2 separate regions of the Homo sapiens genome follow, and region 2 is linked to region 1. Evidence: read pairs that join two places in POLR2A ChIA-PET (ENCODE). Cell type or tissue: K562. All regions are shown on one strand. Each heading gives the region's core, and the rest is flanking DNA. Links, peaks and the distances in the headings are about the cores only. Region 1 has its middle 41 kb from the start of EDARADD. Region 2 has its middle 13 kb from the start of ERO1B.

Region 1 (2,914 bases), core at 203-2,702:
AGCTTGGCCCACACCCTGGTTTTTTCAGGGTCTTATCAGCCCATAGCTTCTGTAGCTATTTACAGTTTCCTTTGGCTGCTCATGTGAAACTGCCGCCTAGAATATTCTATTCTCCTATGACCACCCTGTATTATTTCCGTCTCAATGCCCGCTAAAACTGGCCTTTTAGTTATTGGTTAGGTTATTATCTCTGTCTCTCCTGATTTCTTGGAAGATCAGATAAACAACTTAGGTTTGGCTTGGTGGTGTGGAACTTCAGCATGAATGGCTCCATTTTAGTTTGGTCTGTTGAGCCAAGTGCAGGAGCTCAGTCTAAACCAATAGCCTCCCGTAAATTTTATCTAATAGACTGGGTTCAGTGGCTCGTGCCTATAATCCCAGCATTTTGGGAGGTCTAGGCAGGAGGATCATTTGAAGCCAAGAGTTCAAGATCAGCCTGGGCAACAAAGCAAGAACCCCATATCTACAAGAAATAAAATAAATTAGCCAGGGCCAGGTGTGGTGGCTTACGCCTGTAATCCCAGCACTTTGGGAGGCCAAGGCGGGTGGATCACTCGAGGTCAGGAGTTCAAGACCAGCCTGGCCAACATGGTGAAACCCTGTCTCTACTAAAAATACAAAAATTAGCCGGGCGTGGTGGTGGGCACCTGTAATCCCAGCTACAGGGGAGGCTGAGGCAGGAGAATCGCTTGAACCTGGAAGGTGGAGGTTGCAGTGAGCCAAGATTGTGCCACTGTACTCCAGCCTGGGCGACAGAGTAAAACTCCATCTCATAAATAAATAAATAAGCCAGGTGCAGTGGTGTGTGCATGTAGTGCCAGCTACTCGGGAGGCTGAGGCAGAAGGATCACTTGAGTCCAGGAGTTCAAGGCTGCAGTGAGCTATGACCATGCCATGGCACTTGAGCCTGGGCAACAGAGCAAGACTCCGTCTCTAAAAAAAAAACAACAACAACAAATTATCTAACAGTAATAATGGTACTAACAGTAGTGAATTTAGGGCAAGCACACCACATGCCTCATGGCTCATCCTTTCTTGGGATTGTCACAGGACTCCAGCCTTGAACTGAGGCAGCCTCACTTCACAGGCCAGGGTTGTTACCTCTCATCCCCCACAGACCTGGGATTTGTTTCAGCTCTGCAGGAGAGAACTGTGTGACCTTGGGCAAACTCTTCCCCTCCTGGTCTCCCTTATCTGTATCTGCACACAGCTATGATAAGTGGTGGTAAAAGTCGTTCTAGCTCTGAGTTTGTAGGATTATTGGACACCCACTGTGCATGAGGTGACTGCTTACACAAGGAGATGTTACATTAAGATGTTGGACAGCCAGGCGCGGTGGCTCACACCTGTAATCCCAGCACTTTGGGAGGCCAGGGCAGGTGGATGACGAGGTCAGGAGTTCAAGACCAGCCTGGCCAACATGGTGAAACCCTGTCTCTACTAAAATACAAAAATTAGCCGGGCGTGGTGGTGGGCACCTGTAATCCCAGCTACTCAGGAGGCTGAGGCAGATAATTACTTGAACCCGGGAGGCGGAGGTTGCAGTGAGCCAAGATCGCACAACTGCACTTCAGCCTGGGCAACAGAGCGAGACTCCAACTCCAAAAAAAAAAAAAAAAAAAAGATATTGGACTAAGGTTGGTGTTTAAATGGACCCTATTTGGTAGTTACTCGACTGTGTGTAATATTTTAGTTGTTAAATGAGGTGGCATCTTTTCATCATTTGGCTTTTCTACCTTTTACCCAGAACAGGCACCAGATAATCAGCTTCTGGTGTTGCTTAGCAAAATGACAGCTCTTTCCTTAAAAAAAAAGTTTTTTTTTGCAAGAGAAAAGACAGATTTGTATTCATGTATCTATGGGAGTTCAGGGGAAAATGTGACTCTAGCTCTTTCATTTAAAGCTCGTTAGTTCTCTTGTAGCTGGAGACATTTTTTCTCTTCTGCTCTTCGGGTTGCGAGGCTTAGGGATTCTAAGACACTAAGCCTTGCCTTTGTAATCCTGTTTTATAAGGCTATTTTCTCCTTTGAAGATGAACTCTCAATCATTTAGATACTTAAAAGCCTAGACACAGCACAATTTATTCCTATAATGTACTGACCTCAAATACCAAGTAGGTATTGCAGCGCCTACCCAGGAAACAAACCTTGGCTTGTGCACAAATGACTTACACACATGAAAGTGCCAGGATAAACCCAGGGGTTTTCAGAGAAAATATCAGAATGAGGGAAAAGGCTAGAATATAGAATGTCAGATATACTTGGGTTCGAATCCAGCATTCTCCCTTCTTGGCTCTGTGACCTTGGACAAATTAATTAAACTCTCTGAGCCTCAGGTTCCCCAGCCATAAGATGATGATAACATCTGTGATCTGGGAGAGCCAAGTTGGCATCCCTTTATCAACTAAGACAAACCTTTAGGTTACAGAAACAAAAGTTACCAACGAATGAAGGGTTCAGGGCTCAGCTGGCATGGCAATTTCCTAAATTCCTGTGGCTACAAGAAAAACCACACTCTTGCTAAACTCCCTAACAGTAGGAATTATCAGGCAAATTGTCAGACACTTCCTAAGTCTGATGTACAATCCAGACCACTACAGCCCTGATTGGACAGAGACCTGGCCTTAGAAACACTTTCCTGATAAGTAACTGCCAACCTCAAGCCAGTTTCAGCAAATTGTAGAGACTGCACACACAAATTATCTCTGTGTCCTGTAGGTCACCTTTAACGTAAAGAGCCAAATTCCATCTCAGTTTAAAGCCAAAACCCTTCCCCAAAGTGAACATGGGATGGATATTACATATATGTGTAGCCATTGTGCATGCATTTGGCTCCCCTCATAAATATGTACAGCTTTCCTCCAAAACCTGAATATATATGACTATTGTGTAATACAGACCCTGTGAGGCACAAA
Region 2 (2,914 bases), core at 323-2,822, 58 kb before region 1:
AAGGTTATGGAAGAAAATTAAGATACAATGACTGCTGTAGACTATTTGCGTGCCCCCCCAAAATGTATGCATACTAAAATGATGGTATTTAGAAGTGGGGCCTTTGGGAGGTGATTAAGTCATGAGGGTTGAGCTCTCATGAATGGGATTAGTGCCCTTATAAAAGAGACTGCAGAGAGCTCCTTCGTCTCTTCTCCATATGAGGACCCAGAGAGAAGATGGCAGTCTATGAACCAGGAAGTGGGCCTTCACCAGACACAGAATCTGGCACGTTGATCTTGGACTCCCGGCCTCCAGAACTGTGAGAAATAAATATTTGTTGTTTAAGCTATGTGGTCTGTGGTATTTCTGTTATAGCAGCCCAGACAGAAGGACAGTGATTTTCCTTAGGTGTCTTTGGTATAGCACCCTACAGCCATGACTTCCCGCATCATTCTATGCGGTCACCTCTGAAGTGCTTCTGACCAGAATTGGCTTAGGATTCTCTACACCTCAGCCTGCTGCATAAGGTATCTATGCCACCTGCATTTCCCCATGTAAAAAACATAGCTCTGATATCATGTTTTGAGTGACAGTTAAAAAATCCCCTTACTGTCCTGAAAAGTTGCATACAATTCTTAATCCTTTTTTTTTTTTTTTTGAGACAGAGTCTCACTCTGTTGCCCCAGCTGGAGTGCAGTGTGCAATCTTGGCTCACTGCAACCTCCATCTCCTGGGTTCAAATGATTCTTCTGCCTCAGCCTCCTGAGTAGCTGGGATTACAGGCACGCGCCATCACGCCCGGCTAAATTTTGTATTTTTAGCAGAGACAGGGTTTCACCATGTTGATCAGGCTGGTCTCAAACTCCTGACCTCATGATCTGCCTGCTTCGGCCTCCCAAGGTGCTGGGATTACAGGCATGAGCCACCACACCCGGCCCTTTCTTAATCATTTTTTAATGGAAACCTACTAATGTGTTCTTGTTTGTTAATTTCTATGATGTGGAGGAATAGACACTCCCCTGCCACTAGAGATAAGTAAAGGGTAGACAACCACTTCGCAGGGATGTTATAGGGGTTTTAGGCATCAAAATGAATGACTGGGCCACATAGGTTTTAAGAGTTTTTCAACCTCGACTTTCTTGATTCCACCTAAAAAATGGAGCTGTACTGAGCTTTTTTCCAACCAACCAACAAACGAAAGCACTTTTTCTAACCTATTTGAAACATTTTAGAATAATCCCATTTTATTTTTAGTATGAACATAGGTGTCAGCAACTCAGTAAGTGGCCCGTTGTCTTGTCCTCCCACATTCAATAGTTTGAACTGGATTGAGTGAATGGGACCATCAGTAGTCACAGTCTTCACAGTCACGAAGTAAACTAGACTAGATTACATATAATAATGCCCAGAAAACGGGAATGTAGTATACTTAAAAAAAAAAAATAGCAAGTGAACGGGCGTTGTGGCTCAAGCCAGTAATCCCAGCACTTTGGGAGGCTGAGGCGGGCGGTTCACTTGAGGTCAGGAGTTTGAGACCTAGCCTGACTAACAGAGTAAAACCTCCTCTCTACTAAAAATATAAAAAATTAGCTGGGCATGGTGGTGCGTGCCTGTAATCCCAGCTACTTGGGAGGCTGAGGCAGGAGAGTTGCCTGAACCCGGCAGGCAGAGACTGCAGTGAGCTGAGATCGCACCACTGCACTCCAGCCTGGGTGACAGAGTGAAACTGTCTCAAAAAAAAAAAAAAAAAAGTAAGAAAAACTTTCTGACTCAAAGATTGAAGCTCAAAACTAACAAAAGCTGGTGTTGAGATGAAGGGAGCTAGTTATTGTGGGGTTATTTTAATATAATTGATTACTAAAGAAATATTTTAAAGTATCTGGATATTAGTGTCATAAATAACTATTTGGGAGAAACGTCATTGGACTGTCCTGGGATATCAGTACACCATTTCTTCCAACATTCATAGCACCAGCATTAGCAACATTAGGACTTTGCAGATTTTGAAGACAATCTTTTCATCCCAGAGTGAGTGTCTCATCCATCACTGTCATTATGTTTAAAATATAAGTATGTTGGCTGGGCACACTGGCTCATGCCTGTAATCCTAGCACTTTGGGAGGCCAAGGAGGGCAAATCACCTGAGGTCAGGAGTTCGAGACCAGCCTGGCCAACATGGTGAAATCTGTCTCTACTAAAATTACAAAAATTAGCCAGGTGTGGTGGCGGGCACCCGTAATCCCAGCTACTCGGGAGGCTGAGGCAGGAGAATCACTTGAACCCTGAAGGTGGAGATTGCAGTGAGCCGAGACCGCATCACTGCATTCCAGCCTGGGCTACAAGAGCGAAACTCTGTATCAAAAAAAAAAAAAAAGAAAAAGAAAAGGAAAGAAAATAATATGCTGTACTATATTTGCCACTTTTATAGGATTTTCTGTGTTGCGAATGAGCATTTGAATCAATTTTTCCTTTTTAAATTAAAAAAAGAAAAACAAACTGAGACTTGTTTTAAATGAGTCCTTCCCATCCCCCCCAATTTTTTCTTCTTCTTCCACATGGATTCTCATCTGTAAGTACTTCCTATGCTGAAAGGCAAAACTGGTACATGTCTCTCTTCTACTTTCTATGACCCATCAAGAAAAGTTTTTTTTTTTTTTTTTTTTTTGAGACAGAGTTTGGCTCTTGTTGTCCAGGCTGGAGTGCAATGGCTCGATCTCCGCTCACCGCAACCTCTGCTTCCCGAGTTCAAGTGATTCTCCTGCCTCAGCCTCCTGAGTAGCTGGAATTACAGGCATGCACCACCATGCCCAGCTAATTTTTTGTATTTTTAGTAAAGATGGGATTTCTCCATATTGGTCAGGCTGATCTTGAACTCCCGACCTCAGGTGATCTGCCTTGGCCTCCCAAAGTGCTGGGATTACAGGCCTGAGCT

What was found. Peaks named below come from ENCODE experiments on the same cell type or tissue, not always from the same donor. Only the 100,000 strongest peaks of a DNase experiment are listed, where the experiment ranks them.
Region 2: POLR2A ChIA-PET joins it to region 1 with 8 read pairs; 4 of 35 experiments call an interaction of 5 or more read pairs at or near these places.

What each region holds. Positions count from the first base shown.
Region 1 is chr1:236,352,076-236,354,989 of GRCh38, forward strand. It overlaps a transcript of EDARADD not described here. Among named protein-coding and RNA genes, the nearest start is that of EDARADD, 41 kb to the right of the region's middle. In K562, for the core only: no CTCF peak of the experiment used is centred there; DNase peaks (open chromatin) are centred at 1,196 and 2,616.
Region 2 is chr1:236,293,523-236,296,436 of GRCh38, forward strand. No RefSeq gene overlaps it. Among named protein-coding and RNA genes, the nearest start is that of ERO1B, 13 kb to the left of the region's middle. In K562, for the core only: no CTCF peak of the experiment used is centred there; no DNase peak of the experiment used is centred there.